Regions from separate parts of the Homo sapiens genome. Here region 2 is linked to region 1. The links are chromatin contacts, found by Hi-C or POLR2A ChIA-PET in ENCODE. All regions are on one chromosome and are shown on one strand. The core of a region is the stretch at or near the end of the contact, and the rest is flanking DNA. Distances in the headings are between cores, read along the strand shown.

The links. A loop is a pair of places that touch in the nucleus more often than their neighbours do. ChIA-PET counts read pairs that join two places held with the same protein, here RNA polymerase II (POLR2A). Pooled maps may share reads with other maps.
Region 2: a map of mammary epithelial cell shows a loop between it and region 1 (3-fold over the local background). The contact joins two enhancer-like sites. A Hi-C loop is called at or near these places in 1 of 168 maps with a recorded cell type or tissue (mammary epithelial cell) and 2 of 50 pooled maps. POLR2A ChIA-PET finds 5 or more read pairs at or near these places in 3 of 52 experiments (IMR-90, Panc1 and activated T-cell).

What each region holds. Positions count from the first base shown.
Region 1 is chr6:3,987,400-3,995,232 of GRCh38, forward strand. No RefSeq gene overlaps it. Among named protein-coding and RNA genes, the nearest start is that of PRP4K, 30 kb to the right of the region's middle. RefSeq lists an enhancer at 3,348-3,847. Within about 2 kb of position 3,537, at least 24 of the 41 ENCODE cell types and tissues checked have a DNase peak (open chromatin) inside an H3K27ac peak, as active enhancers do; they include Panc1 and mammary epithelial cell, where a contact is called at or near this core.
Region 2 is chr6:3,806,038-3,813,870 of GRCh38, forward strand. No RefSeq gene overlaps it. Among named protein-coding and RNA genes, the nearest start is that of FAM50B, 39 kb to the right of the region's middle. RefSeq lists enhancers at 3,729-4,229, 4,230-4,730. Within about 2 kb of position 3,334, at least 16 of the 41 ENCODE cell types and tissues checked have a DNase peak (open chromatin) inside an H3K27ac peak, as active enhancers do; they include Panc1 and mammary epithelial cell, where a contact is called at or near this core.

The DNA.
Region 1 (7,833 bases), core at 2,287-4,786:
TAGGTTGCCTTCTCTGCAGCCAACATGCTGCAAAATGACCCCTATCACCAAGGCAGTGAGAGTGCTCTCAAGAAGGCCACCACACTCCTCACTGCCATACCGAAAAGTATTTCTCCAAGACTTTTCTTTCTTGACTCTTCACTAAGACTTTCCCTCTTTGGCTTCTGTGGCAACATTCTCCCCTGCTTAGGCCTTCTGTGATAAAGTGCTGATGCTGAAGATGGAACAGCCTCCCAGAGCAGGAAAGGGGATCTTTTCAGGTAGCTGCAATGGTTTGAAAACAGTGTTGTCAAGTTACTTTTTCTCTTGCTGACTTCTCAGTAGTTACTCCTTTCCCGAGAGCCTCTATCAGTTTGCCTTTCTACCTAGTTCAGACTCTCTTAAAGTGGTTGGACTAATGTCACTGGTGGTTTGGGACTGGTGTCAGGTGGTTTCCATTGTTCCTGTTTGTTGTAATCAAAATGATCCTCTTGAGCCCTTTTCTCCCTCATGTTCCTTGTATATGTGAAACAGCACTGCTGTCCCTACTGTTACTCAAGCCAGACATGCAGACATCAGTCCAAATTCCCTCACGTTTGTCACCCAGTCCTTCTGTCTTTTAAATTGTTCACCGTAGCATCCAGTAGACTATTAAAATAGCGGAGTGGAAGTTGGGTTAAGAGGGAGATGTAGAGAGATAGTTTTCTCCTCAAGGAAAACCAGGGGAAATGGCCACAAAGATCCTTGAGGGAAAAAGGCCTGATTTAGAGAAAATCAGGTCTTTTTCTGATTTTTCTGATTACTGTACACAGTCAGTAAAGAAACAGAAGTAAACAAAAAACAAAGTTTTAAAGAAGGGTTAATTAACAGCATCAAATACAGTCCTGTGTGCAAGGAAAGTAAAGGAGAAAAAATGTAACTGCAATTATAAAAAAAAAAATCAATGAATTTATTTTGAGAGATCAGCTGCCGCAGTATGATGGGAACTGGATGTCAGAATATAGAAATCAAAAGGAAAATGATTATGAGGAAATGGTGGAGACTGCCATAAAGAACTCACCCATGGGGGAAAACAACAACAATAACAAGAGAAAGAGACAGCGAGTTAGAGCCCAGCAAGGGTAGCTGGGTGAAGGTATAGCTGTTATAATATTCACCTTGTTAAACTCTTAATATATCTAACAACTTGTCTATAGATTTATTTTTGTTTTCCATTAAAATAGTCATAAATCACCCTCTTTTTCCAATATAGGAGAGTCCAAAGGATATTCAGAAGTAAAGGGGAAATGCTAATATTGTCCAGAAAGGTAGCTGAAAAGTGCACATTTATCTATCTCCTTTCCCCAAAATGCACGGAAATGAACCAAAAGTAAAGAGAAAACCATCTGTGTTGAAACTAGGAAATGAAAATAATCTCATACTGAAGACCCTGAAAATTACCTGCAAACTATAAGGGAATCTGGGCCAAGCAAAAGAACTGCAAGTTGGCAGCATTTATCTATTCTGAGTAGAATGCTAATTTCAAAACTAAGTGAGAAGGCTTAGAAGCACCATGCACACTTGAACAGAAGACTGAAGGCCCTCAAAAAAATGAAAAGCACCTAGCAGAGGAACATGTGTACATCAAGAGTATCAGAACCGAGTAGAAAGTGGGATTGCGAGATTAAGTCATCTTTATCCTTTCTGACCCAGAGTTCCAGTCAGGAACACTCCCCAGGATTATTGGGCCTGCTTCTGGGCCATGGTGGTGGCGAACAAGGCCAGTGTTTAAGAGGATATGCTCTAGTTTTAGGGAGAAAGTATTTGGAGACAGCATGTGAGACTATCCACAGTCTGTTATTACCCATGCAGTTTCGAAGGGTAACGAAATAATAAACTGCCAACACTAATCTCTCCAGCACAAGTTCTAAGGATACTAATGTAGCTCCTAAGTAACTAAAGAGAAAGATAAATCCACATTGTTCCTAGATAGCATTTATTGGATAGAATTTCCTTCCTCTTCCTCTCTTCCTTCTTCCTTTAAGAACTAGGTATTAAACACATGGTATGTACCAGGCATTGTGCTAGACACTGGGAATCCTCACACAAAACAGGGCCTAGTGGGGAAAATACAAGTTAAAGTCATACAAGTGTACTAAGTAAGATAAGAGAGATGTTCAGGGCGCTATACCAACATCTCATAGATAGCCTTATGGTAGTCCAGAAGCTTTCAAATGAATAATGAGGACTAAAGAGCCAACAAGGGACCTATGAATTAAGTACATCAAAAAATGGCAGTGGACATGAGCATGATAAACAAAAGCCAGTGAATGCTAAGCTTTGGAAGAATTATCTCAGGGAAGAGAAGACATAAATTATCAAAGTCTTACAAGTCTTTTGATGTGTAAGCCTTCTCTTGTGTTAAATCTGTAATTTCCCTTGGGGCATACAGGGATTTAACTCTAGCTACTGGTCTATATACAGTGGAAGTGGTTGGGGATGTATAGAGGAATATTTACTTGCTCTTACAATGTAACTTCCTCATATAAAAAAGTGTATTAGGGCCAGGCGCAGTGGCTCACTCCTGCAATCCCAGCACTTTGGGAGGCCAAGGAGGGCGAATCATAAGATCAGGAGTTCAAGACCAGCCTGGCCAACATGGTGAAACCCCATCTCTACTAAAAATACAAAAAATTAGCTGGCGGTAGTGGCAGGCGCCTGTAATCCCAGCTACTCGGGAGGCTGAGGCAGGAGAATTGCTTGAACCAGGGAGGCAGAGGTTGCAGTGAGACGAGATCGTGCCACTGCACTCCAGAGCCCGGCTGACAGAGTGAGACTCCATCTCAAAAAAAAAAAAAAAAAAAAAAAGTGTATCAATTTCTTATAGCTGCCGTAACCAAGTGGCTTAAACAACAGAAATGTATTGTTTCACAGTTCTGAAGGCTGGGAATCAAAGATCAAGGTGTTGGGGCAGGGTGGGCTCTTTCTGGGGGCTGTGAGGCAAGGATCCGTTTCAGGCCTCTGTCCTTGGCTTGTAGAAAGCCATTTTCTTCCTGTGTCCCTGTACATTTACGCATATCTCCATGTACAAGTTTCTCCTTTTTTTTTTTTTTTTTCAGACGGAGTCTCGCTCTGTCACCGGGCTGGAGTGCAGTGGCGCGATTTTGGCTCACTGCAAGCTCTGACTCCCTGGTTCAAGCGATTCTCCTGCCTCAGCATCCCGAGTAGCTGGGACTACAGGCACGCGCCACCACGCCCAGCTAATTTTTGTATTTTTAGTAGAGACAGGGTTTCACCATGTTGGCCAGGATGGTCTTATCTCCTGACCTCATGATCCGCCTGCCTGTGCCTCCCAAAGTGCTGGGATTGCAGACGTGAGCCACCGCGCCTGGACAGTTTCTCCTTTCTATAAGCACAGCAGTCATACCGGATTAGGGCGCCCATCCATAACCGTCACCAAACAGAGGGTTAGTTGCTTGCTGCCTGCGTAGTCCAATTAACAAGAGCGAGGTCTGGCATAAAGAAAGCGGTTTCTTCCGAAGCTAGCTTGGGGAAGAGTCGTGAACGTTAGTCCTGCCTTTACATGTGACGTTTTGCTCCCAGAGCAGAAAGTAGGCACTTATCCAAGGCCGGGGAAGGAGTGAGCAAGGGCGAGGGGTCCCCCTGCTGGCCCAGTGCCTTAACTACTGGGTAGCTGAGTTGGTGCCTTCCTGGGCAGAAGTTATAAAAGTGGCCAAGTGGGCGTGCTTTTGACATGCCCTCCTGGTGGGTGGGAGTTCCAAGGCAACCCCTCCTAGAGGGTGAAGGTTCTGAGGCAGGCATGCTTTGGGGGCATAAGCCGGGGGAAAGGGGAGAGGAGAAAATAATTAAAAAATAAACTGAAAAATGAGAGTACTCAGTTACATAATGAACTCATTTTAACTTGATTCCCTCTTTACAGACCTTATCCCTAAATAAGGCTATATTCTGTAAACCAAAAATAAAATCTTAAGATCCGTCAGCCATCTGAATGGACTCCTCCTCTCTGCCAGAGCATTCCAAAGTTAACCGGAAAAACTGGTTCAGGCCATGATGGAAATGGGGGGGTCAGACATGGCTCGTTATACCATCCCCACTTATGGAATTCAGAAAGAGCCAACCAGCATTTAACATCAACACAGAACTTATGTCTAATAAGAAACATTTAGTCTATTCTCTCTGAGGCATGCTATCTGGAGGCTTCATTTGCATAATTTAAAAGTTGGTCTCCACAACCCCTATCGAAACCCAGACATTCTATTGATAACTCTTTTAACCAATTGCCTATCAGAAAATTTTAAAATCTACCTATGACCTGGAACTGCCCCTCACCCTCCATCTTTGAGTTGTGACACCTTTCCAGACCAAATCAATGTATATCTTACATGTATTTGATTGATGTCTCATGTCTCCCTAAAATGTATAAAACTAGGCTATTCCCCAACCACCCTGGGCACATGTTCTCAGGATCTCGTGAGGGCTGTGTCATGGGCATTGGTCACTCATATTTGGCTCAGAATAAATCTCTTCAAATATTTTACAGAGTTTGACTCTTTTCATCAACAATTCTGAGGTGCTGGGGGTCAAGACTCCAACATATGAAATTCGTGAAGCAGGGGACACAATTCAACCCATAACAAGGAGTTACATGTTTTTAAAAGAGAGGTAAAGCACAAGAAAACATATTTGGTCTTTGTGCCAGTTCCAGGTACATGGCTTCTAAAACCCTTGGAATCTCCCGTGTGATAAGATTATCTTCTGTATGATAATGAGCTGACTGGTGCCTGGGGTTGCCTGGATGGCCTCAGGATGAGGGTGGATTGATAAAAGACCTAGGCATCTTTAGAGGCTGGAACTTCTAGCCCCACTCCCAATCTCTTGGGACGGAAAGTTGAGTTAATCACCAATGGCCAATAACTTAATCGATCCAAGTCCACACAACAAATCCTCCATAAAAACTCCTAAAGAACAGGGTTTGGAGAGCTTCCGGGTTGAAAACTTGGAGGTACTGAGGGCTGGTGCACCCACAGAGGGCGTAAAAGCTCTCTGCCCCTCTCCCTATATCTTCTCTTCTGCATTTTTTCCATTTGGCAGTTCCTCAGCAGTATCTTTTTTTTTTTTTTTTTTTTTTTTTTTTTGAGACAGGGTCCTACTCTGTTGCCCAGGCTGGAGTGCAGTGATAACATCATAGCTCACTGGAGACGCAAACTCCTGGGCTCAAGTAATCCTCCTGTTAGCAGTGGCAAATCCACGAGTCTGCAGCAACCTCAATTCTTGCCTCCTTAGGAGAAAGAATTCGTTCGACTGAAGGGCATAAGGCAGAGAGAGAGATGGAGGTAAGTTTTAGAGCAGGCGTGAAAGTTTATTAAAAAGTTTTAAAGCAGGAATCAAAGAATGTAAGGTACACTTGGAAGATAGCCAAGCAGGAGTCTTGAGGAGTTCAAGTGCCCAGTTTGACCTCTGACTTGGGGTTTCATATGCTGGTATTCTGCATGTGCGGTGGCCTGCCAGCACTTAGGAGGGGGCCAATGCACAGTGTGTTTACTGAAGTTGAACAAATGCACATTGAGGCGTTCTTTCCTACAAGTTGAATGTTCCTAGAGGAAGGTCATATACCCGTTAAACTCTGCCATTTTGCCTTTGAGTGCACATGCTTGAGCCCACTCACCCAACTCCTGAGATCATATTGGGAAGCTGCTAGTCACCAGTTTCAGGTGTTTTCTATCTGTTGGGAGACTGCCTTTCCCTAGCACTGGCTGCAACCAATTATTATTTTAAAGAGACAGTTAACAACCACCTGACCATCACCTGATGGTTGCCTAACATTCCTGGTGGTGGAAGGACCCTCTTCTGCCCTGCTCACGTCTAACTACCTGCTCTAATACTCCCACCTCAACCTCCCAAGTTACTGAGACTATAGGTGTGAGCCACCGTGCCAGGCCTGAGCTGTTATCTTTTATAATAAAATGAGAATAATCAGTGCTTCAGGGCTTTGCTGAGTTCTGTGAGGCATTCTAGCAAATTATAGAAACTGAGGGGAAGGGGCCATGGGAACCCCCAAATTTGTAGTCACCTGGGCAGAAATGTGGATCACCTGGGCACCCCATTTACAGCTGACATCTGAAGTAGGGAAGTATTGTGGGACTGAGCCTTTAACTTGTAGGGGTGGATGCTAACGCAGGCAGACAGTATCAGAATTTAATTGAATTATTGGACATCCGGTTGATGTCTAGAGAACTGGAGAAATGGCTGGTGTTAGAACGGACATCACACATTTGGTGTCAGGAGGAAAACACCCTCGGGAGGATTAAGAGGAAGGAAAGGCTTTGACAAGCAGAGGAGGCTCAAGGCATTGAGTTCAGAGTACTCCATGGAGTCAAGGAGGTCTCCGAATCCTCTGGAGTGTCCCCATCCTAATTCACAAAGTCTTGGTTTTTCCTGATTAGGACTTGCACTTACACGACCTGGTGACTAACCAACAGAGTAACTGAATAACCCTACAGATCAATTTTTGAGTTTGGTTTTCAGTTACTTCAGCCTTAGGGTTTTCTGGTATTCTTGGTTTTATTTTTAGAAATAAAAAAAAACAACATAGACTTGAAGGACTTCAATAGCACATAAGAAAAATAAGTTGAATCAAAAGGATGAGAAAGGATTGAAAAAGACTAGAACAATCTTTATCAGAGAATTATTAACCATGTTAAGGGCCAGGCGCGGTGGCTCACGCCTGTGATCCTAGCACTTTGGGAGGCTGAGACAGGCGGGTCACCTGAGGTCAGGAGTTCAAGACCAGACTGGCCAACATGGTGAAACCTCATCTCTACTAAAAATACAAAAATTAGCCAGGTGTAGTGGCAGGCGCCTGTAATCCCAGCTACTTGGGAGGCTGAGGCAGGAGAACCACTTGAGCCCAGGAGGCAGAGGTTGCAGTGAGCCAAGACTGTACCACTGCACTCCAGCCTGGGCAATAAGAGCAAAATTCCATGTCAAAAAAAAAAAAAAAGAGAGAGAGACAGAATTATTAACCATTTTAACAGAAAATCAGAATCTGTAGACATGATATTAGAAATAGTAAGAGGGTTTAACAAGGTGGACAGGTATAAGGTCGTTATACAAAAGTCAACTGCACTTCTTTATACCAGAAGGGAGTCCAGATATAGACTCAAATATACAGGGCATATAAGTGTATGATAAAGGTGTCATCTCAAATTATGGGAAAAAGATTATTCAGTAAAGGTGTTGGGACCTTTGGGGAAAAAAATATACATCTGAATCATACATAAATTGCTGTCAGATATACCAAAGACTTAAAAAGAAATGAAATATAAAAGTATTATAAGAAAGAAAATTGTATCACATGGGGCTAGGGAAGGGCTTTATAATCATGGCGGAAAACCTAGACACCATATGGAATGATTAACAATTTAAAACTTCATTATAACATAACAAACAAAATCAAAGCAAAAACCCTCCACAAAGTTAAGAGATAAAAGACAATCCAAGAGGTGGGGGATTATCATAGTTTGTGATGTGCCTTTTATTGTGATTGAGCTCTGTTTGAATGCCACTTCTAAAACTGTGGAGCGGGCACAGTGGCTCGTGGCTGTAATCCCAGCACTTTGGGAGGCTGAGGCGGGCAGATCACTTGAGCTCAGGAATTCAAGACCAGGCCTGGGCAACATGGTGAAACCCTGCCTCTACAAAAAATTAGCTGGGTATGGTGGCAGGCACCTACAGTCCCATCCACTCAGGAGGCTGAGGCACTAGAATTGCTTGAACCTAGGAGGCGGAGTTTGCACTGAGCTGGGATCGTGCCACTGCACTCCAGCCTGGGTGATAGAGACATACCCTGTCTCA
Region 2 (7,833 bases), core at 2,084-4,583, 180 kb before region 1:
ACATACACATAATTATACAGTGCTCACTTTTGTAAACCTCCTAAGATAATAGTGAAGAGGACACAGGCTAAAAATGGGAAGTCTAAACGGAAGGGCCAGACAAGTGCTCAAAGGAAAATGATCTGTAGAAGTAAGAAGGGCTGTTTGTGAAGCCAGGACCAGGGGTGCAGACAGGAGCCCAGGAGGCTCCACAGCCACCGCTGCAGCCGAGGTCGTCCTCCCGGCCATGCCCTCTGTCTTCCAACTCCAGCCTCGTCTGGAATCCCCCTCCTCTACACCACACTCCTCTGGGAGGTGGTCTCCTTTCTTCCTGCCCAGCACCTTTATGTTCTTTAACTCAAAAGGCAGTGGAAAGAGAAGACAAGGGCCCTAAGAGAGACCTGGGGAACTCGGAAGCCTTTGACTTTGTTCTCAGTAATTCTTAGTTGGCCTTGGGTTAATCTGTTGGCAACAAAGTCCAACGCAGCAGTGATAAAGAACTTTCCCACTGTGTCAAGCAAGGCCTTTGAAAAAGCAGGGCTGGGACAATCCCTGGGAAGGCACACAGGGGACAGCCCTGCGTCTCACAGCCTGTCCAGTGGCCCCCACTTGCTCACGATGGCCCGTGCCAGGTCTCAGGACACCCACCCCCTTCCATTCTGTCATGTCTAAAGTGTCTGACCCAAAGACTAACCTCCCCTGGAGTTCAGGAAGACTCCACTCTACAGACGCAGCTGACCAACGTTCCAGGCAGGAGCAGCCAGTTCAATCTCGTGTCCCCTGGGCTGCCGTCTCTGCCTCAGCGGCTACCTTGGAATCTCACCCTCCCAAGGGAGTCCCACCCCACTGGGGCTTCTGAGCCCCCCTTAGACTCAGCAGGGCTCTAAAAGCAGGGGTTGAAGCATATTAGAGTTTTGCGACAAGTAATAATAACAATAAATGTAAACCTAATTATGGGCCTACCACTGTTCTAAGAACTTTATACGTGGCCGGGTGCGGTAGCTCACGCCTGTAATCCCAGCACTTTGGGAGGCTGAGGTGGGCGGATCACCTGAGGTCAGGATTTTGAGACCAGTCTGGCTAACATGCTGAAACCCCATCTCCACTAAAAATGCAAAAATTAGCTGGGCATGGTGGCAGTTGCCTGTAATCCCAGCTATTCAGGAGGCTGAGGCAGGAGAATTGCTTGAACCCAGGAGACAGAAATTGCAGTGGGCTGACATCTCGCCACTGTACTCCAGCCTGGGTGACAGAGCGAGACTCCATTTCAAAAAAAGAAAAGAGAAGAACTTTACACACATAAATCCATGTCATCCTCCCAATAACCCTGAGACAGGCATCTATATCAGCGTCCCCACTTTTCAGATGAGGAAACTGAGGCAGATGTCAAAGCGCTACTTGACACAGCTAGCAATTAAATAGTAAAAAGATAGTAGTGAAAAGATAATTAGTAAAAAGATTAAATACATTTTTGTGGGTTTGTTTGAAAAGTTAATCTTCCATTTATGATACTGTTTCTACAGAAAATGCTTTTGAATTTCAAACAATTACTTCCTAAAAAACTTTGAACCAAAGTCAAGCCTAGGCCTTCATACCCATATTTTAATAGCGGTGTTTTGGGCTTCATAGTACCTTGGCAAGAAGAGCCTTCCTTCTGCCCCCCAACTCCTACCACACAGCCGCCACCTCCTCCCACACCTCCTCCCCTGTGTCTCCCCCACCCCACAGCCTGGACACACTTCCATTAGAAAGTACTTGAACTTTTTTTTTTTTTTAGACAGAGTCTTGCTTTGTCACCCAGGCTGGAGTGCAGCAGTGCAATCTCGGCTCACTGCAACCTCTGCCTCCTGGGTTCAACCAATTCTCCTGCCTCAGCCTCCTAAGTAGCTGGGACTACAGGCGCACACCACCACGACCAGCTAATTTTTGCATTTTTTAGTAGAGACGGTGTTTCACCATGTTGGCCAGGCTGGCCTCAAACTCCTGACCTCAGGTGATCCACCCACCTCGGCCTCCCAAAGTGCTGGGATTACAGGGGTGAGCCATCACTCATGCAGATACATCTTTGCAAGAACAGATCTTAATGGAAGAAATTACCATAAAATTATCCTAAAGTTTGCCAAAATGATGAAGTAAGAATTACTCAATTTTTTTACAATAATAAGAAAGTCTGGAAGCCGCAGCATCTCCTTAGGAGTTATAAGTAGAATAAATGAAAGCTTCAAGAGGGAAGCCAATGGCAGGATCCCAGGTGGGTGGGGAGGGGGAGGCGGATGAAAGCTGATTACAAACATGTCCAGTAGCAAGTGGGAGTGGGCAGCCTGAGCCAGGAATTCCCAAAAGGTTGAGGGAGTTGAACAGAAATGGGTGAAGGGTCAGAACCCAGTCGCTGGGTCAGATTATAGTAATGTCTTCCTGTGTTAGAAAGAGTGATTCATTATTTTCAAAGGAATGGATAGAAGAGGCCATCCTTCCACACATCTGGGACCCAGTCTTCTTTATGGTAAAGAAAGGTTGGACATCACTCTTTGAGCCCTTTCAGCTTAGAGTCTGTGAGTCGGAAGAGTTTGTCCATGAGCAGAGACACTAGAACCAAGCCACATACAAACACGTTTTCATAGTGTTTGGAGAATGTATTGCTTGCATATTATGGCTTCAAAGTCAAAATACAACTCCAGAGGACAAACAATTTAGTAGATTCATGAAAAAGCAAGTGAACCTGCTGTAGGATTGGCAATGCATTGAGGAGGCCAGCCTAGTGGGCTCTGGCAGGAGGAAGAGCTCAGCAGACAGGGCAGGGGGCAGTGTCTGTTCAGCATGATGCTATCTGGGGCTGACCAGAATGGCTTCATGAGTGTGTCTGGGTGTGCACATGTGTGTGTGAGTACGTGAGTGTGCGTGCACACGTGCTTGCTGCAGTTACTCACTACAGTGCTTGTTTTTGCCAAGTTCTCAGCTCCCGAGCTGGTGCCTGTGAAGCTGGTGCGGTCTGCAGATGAGTTTTCTGTTTGGGCTCCTGGAGGCTCCAGCTGTGCCAAGCTAGGGTATGGCCACTGGTGACTAAGCAGAGAAGCATGTGTCCAGCTGGGTGTGCCTCTCTGGACAGCTGCAGAGAGAAATAATAGGCTTCTTTGCCTGCAGGACAAGCCCCTTGTCAGTCTGCAAAGAAGTGGCTGGTTCCTCAGCCAGCCACAGGGAGACCCTGAGGTGTAGAGAAGAACCTCTCCAACCCTGGGGAGCTAAGGGAATGTTCTGTAGCGTCACAGGGGAGATTATTCAGGCTACCCAAGCTGTACAGCATGGCTGGAGGGAACATACAGACATCCCTCAGCATCCCAGGGGGATTGGTTCCAGGACTCCGTGCAGATACAAAACTATGGGTGTTCAAGATGCTTATGAAATCACAGAGTCTTTACATACATCCTATGCACATCCTCCTATATACTTTATTTATTTAATTAATTTATTTATGTATTATTTTTATTTTTTAGAGAAGGATTTCACTCTATCCCCTGGGCTGGAGTACAGTGGTGTGATCATAGCTCACAGTAGCCCCAATCTCCTGAGCTCAGGCAATCCTTCCCCCTCTGCCTTCTGAGTAGCTGTGACTACAGGCCCACAGCAACATGCTTGCCTAATTTGTGTACTTTTTGTGGAGATGGGATCTTGCTATGTTGCCCAGGCTGTTCTCGAACTCCTGGCCTCAAGTGATCCTCCTGCCTTGGCCTCCCACAGTGCTCTCCTGTATACTTTAAATCATCTCTACAGTACTTCTAATACTTAAGACAACACAAATGCTGTGTAAATAATTGTTATACTGTGTTTTTTTGTTTGTATTAATTTTATTGTATTGTTATTTTAATTTTTTTCCCAAATATTTTTTATGCGTGGTCAGTTAAATCTGAGGATGTGGAACCTGCAGATTTAGAGGATGGACTCGACCTGTGTGGTCATCACCTGGACTGTCCAGCCTGCTTCAGTGCATTGCTACATGCCCATTCCCAAAACTGATACTGGAGCACTCCACCAGGCCACCTAGTCAAGGTTACAGCTTGACTCCCTGTGGCCAGGAGTCCCCAACTACACATAGCCATGGGGCAGGGGAGAGAAAAGCAGGCCTTCTCGGCGACACTGCCCACCCACCATGTTCCTCGGCCCGCCGCAGCCGCAGCTATCCTTAACCCCTCCTTGCAAGCTCTGTGTTTATAGTCTTGATCTCAGCCTAGGGGACTTCATTCAAAGCCCAGGCCCTTGGGCACGGTGGCTCACGTCTGTAATCCCAGCACTTTGGGAGGCCAAGGCAGGCAGATTACCTGAGGTCAGGAGTTCAAGATGAGCCTGGCCAACATGGCAAAACCCCGTCTCTACTAAAATACAAAAAATAGCCAGGTGTGGTGGCACATGCCTGTAATCCCAGCTACCCGGGAGGCTGAGGCAGGAGAATTGCTTGAACCTGGGAGGCAGAGGCAGCAACGGGCTGAGATTGCGCTACTGCACTACAGCCTGGGAGACAGAGTGAGACTCCGTCTCAAACAAACAAACAACAACAACAACAAAAACAGGCCCTGAGTTTAGTAGCTGAATCTTGCCGTATTTCTTACACCTAAGTTCTCAGCCCTATTAACTGAGCTCCCAGGAAGTTTGCTCCCATCACGGTTCCCAGGATGGACACCTTGTTCCCCAATGGCTTGACCCATTCTCCCTCAGCCTTCCCGGGATCTGCGTGGGGTCTCCTTTGCCACTGCTGGGCTTTCCTGTGTCACTTGCTGCCCCTGGCGCCTCTGCCTCCATCCCAAGTCATAGCTTTCTCTGTGGCCTGCCCTCCATGGTGTGAACACTGCCCACTCACAGTCCCTGGGTGTTCTGCGTCCTGCTCCAGCTCAACTTTTCCGCTGCCCTCTTTTGCCATGCTCTGGGGCAACACCAGACTTGTCACCGGTTGCTATGGTCTGAACGTGTCCCTTTAAATTCCCGTGTTGGAAACTTAATCCCCAGTGCAGCAATGTGGGAAGCTACAGCCTTTTGGGAGGTGGTTGTGTCACAAGGGCTCCACACTCATGGATGGATTAATGTAGCTCTAAAAAGGGCTTGTGGGAGTGGGTTCACTCTCTCTTCCCCTTTCACCTTCTCCCATGTGAGGACACACAAGAAGGCTCTCACCAGATGTCACCGCCTTGATTTGGGACTTCCTAGCCTCCAGGAGAATGAAGAAGTAATGTTCTGTTTTTCATAAATTACCCAGTCTCAGGTATTCTGTTTTAGAGCACAAAACAGACACTGGCATTCTTCATGCTACCGTGCCCTCCATGTGGCTCCTAGCCAAGGCTGTCCACAATGCAGCCTTGTGATGCCTTGGGATGCAGGGTCACCCTGCCATCACTATGTGTGCCAGCCCTCCAGCTGGCTACTTTCTGGGTTCCTCCATGGGTCAGGCAGGAACTTCAGCACATCCTGCATATGATGCAGGAGCTGCAGGACGCTTGGTGGGGTGCTCCACTCTGGCCCTCCCTTCTACCCCACCATGCTGCCTCACCCTACTTACTGCAACTGTGGGCAGTCAGCCAGTGTTTTAGCGCATTGGGCTGCTATAACAAATTACCATGGACTGGGTGGCTTATAAACAACAAAAAGTGATTTCTCACTGTGCTGGAGGCTGGGAAGCCCAAGGTCAAGGTGCTAGCAGATTCTCAGGGTTCTGGTGGTCGGAAATCTGAGATCAGGGCTGCCAGCATTGGGTTCTGGCGAGGGCCCTCTCTGTGGCTTGTAAGTGGCCATATCCTTGCTGTGCCCCCACATATTGGCGGACTGGGAAGCAGGGAGAGAGCGAGCAAACTCTCCAGTATCCATTGTTATAAGAGCACTAAATCCCATCATGGGAACCCTGCCTGCATGCCTCATCTAAACCTGACTGTCTCTCAAAGGCCCCGTCTCCAAACACCATCGCACTGGGGGTTAGGGCTTCAATGTGTGAATTTTAGGGGGATACATGCAGTTCATAACGAACGTCTACCTTGCAGGGCTGTTGTGAGGATTAAAGAGATAGTGCCTTGGCCGGATGCAGTGGCTCACGCCTGTAATCCCAGCACTTCGGGAGGCTGCAGGCGGATCACTTGAGGTCAGGAGTTTGAGACAACCTGGCCAACATGGTGAAACCCTGTCTCTACCAAAAATATAAAAAAATTAGCCGAGTGTGGTGGTGCACGCCTATAATCCAAACTACTCGGGAGGCTGAGGCAGGAGAATCACTTGAACCTGGGAGGTGGAGGTTGCAGTGAGCTGAGATTGTGCCACTGCACTCCAGCCTGGTGATAGAGCGAGACCCTGTCTCCAAAAAAAAAAAAAAAGAGAGAGATAGTGCCTCTCCTATAGTGAGCATTGCCTTCCTCCAGCCATCAGTAAGTGAATAGAGCACATAGAATTTAGCTCCATTGGACTCAAGTAGCCATCAATAGGGGACTAGATAAACAAGCACGTTAAACTAGCTAAATAAGCTTAATGGACATCATATGACAGAAAAAGGAGTAAAGAATTCCAATGGTCCAATATGGAGCCATCTTCAATATACATCTGTAAGCTAGCAAGAAAACATACAGAATGCTGCACATAGTAAGCCACTTTTGTGTACAAAAGGGTGGGAAACAAGAACATGTGTTTGTATTTGCTTGTGCTTCAATAAAGGGAAATGTAAGAAACTCATAGAAGTCATTACCTGTAAGAGAACAGCAGTGAGGAAGAAACGGGTAAGAGCAATTCTCAAGTTACAGCTTTTAGAACATCTGGGTTTTTAATCACGTGATATATTTCTATATAAAACATTAAATTACAACAGATGAATAAGTAAAAGGTTTGCTGCATTCCAACATCCACTGTGTGTAGGGGCAGGGCCTAGAGATGGTTGAAGCATTTTACCAGTGTGGAATCTGAACCCAGAGAGTCCTAGGATTTACCTGAAATCACACCGTGGGTGGCAGGATGAGAATCCACATCTACTGACTCCTGCTGCAGGGGCCTCTCCCCATCTCTCCTTTCCATGGTTAAGGCTCTGTATTCACTCCAGGGCTTACTCAGATGGAGTGGAGAAAAGATAAATTAATCCCCTCTAATTTCTCACTATGGGGAAATTTCCAGAAACCAGGGATACAGGAATAGGAAAAATATAAGTTCCTTCCTGCCTAACAGATACAATCACAGGGTTTCATGAACGGCTCTCCACCTTTGCATGGAGTCACCGCCAAGGGAGAGGCCCCCCAGAGTCACCTGCCCTCGCTGGTCCAGCCGAGTGCACAGGATACGGCTGCTTCCTCCCCTGGCTGCTTTCCTCTGGTGACTCAGCAGGAGAGCTCCTGAAATAGCAGCCCTGGGGTGGAGGAGCTCGGGGAAGCCCTGGTCGTCTGGGGGAAGCACCCTTGTCACTGTCCCAGAGATAGCGCTCCCAAAATGTGTTTTCACCTTCTGGCCAGTGGGGCACGCCAACCCATGGGGTTTTAGAACGACAGGAAATTTGCACTGGAAAGTGCCTGAGAAATCTCTAGACCAGTGCTCGCTCCTCAAACCCAAAGTGCACAGAATGGCGTGGGGTCTTGTTACAATGCAGACTGAGTCAGTAGGTCCAGAGTGTGGCCTGAGATCCTGCATTTCTAACCCACTGCTAGGTGAGGCCCTCCTGCTGGTCTTTTACAATTTGTGGAAGAAGGAAAGGAAGTCCCAAGAGATACAGAGGCTCCACCAACGGCTTCATGTCCTATCTCCTACCTCTCTGTGGAGGGACACTTTTCCTGCTAAGTCACCATGCCTCGAACTTGGACCCTTCTTAAAGGAAAAACAAAAGCCATGGTCACTGGTCCCCAAGATTAT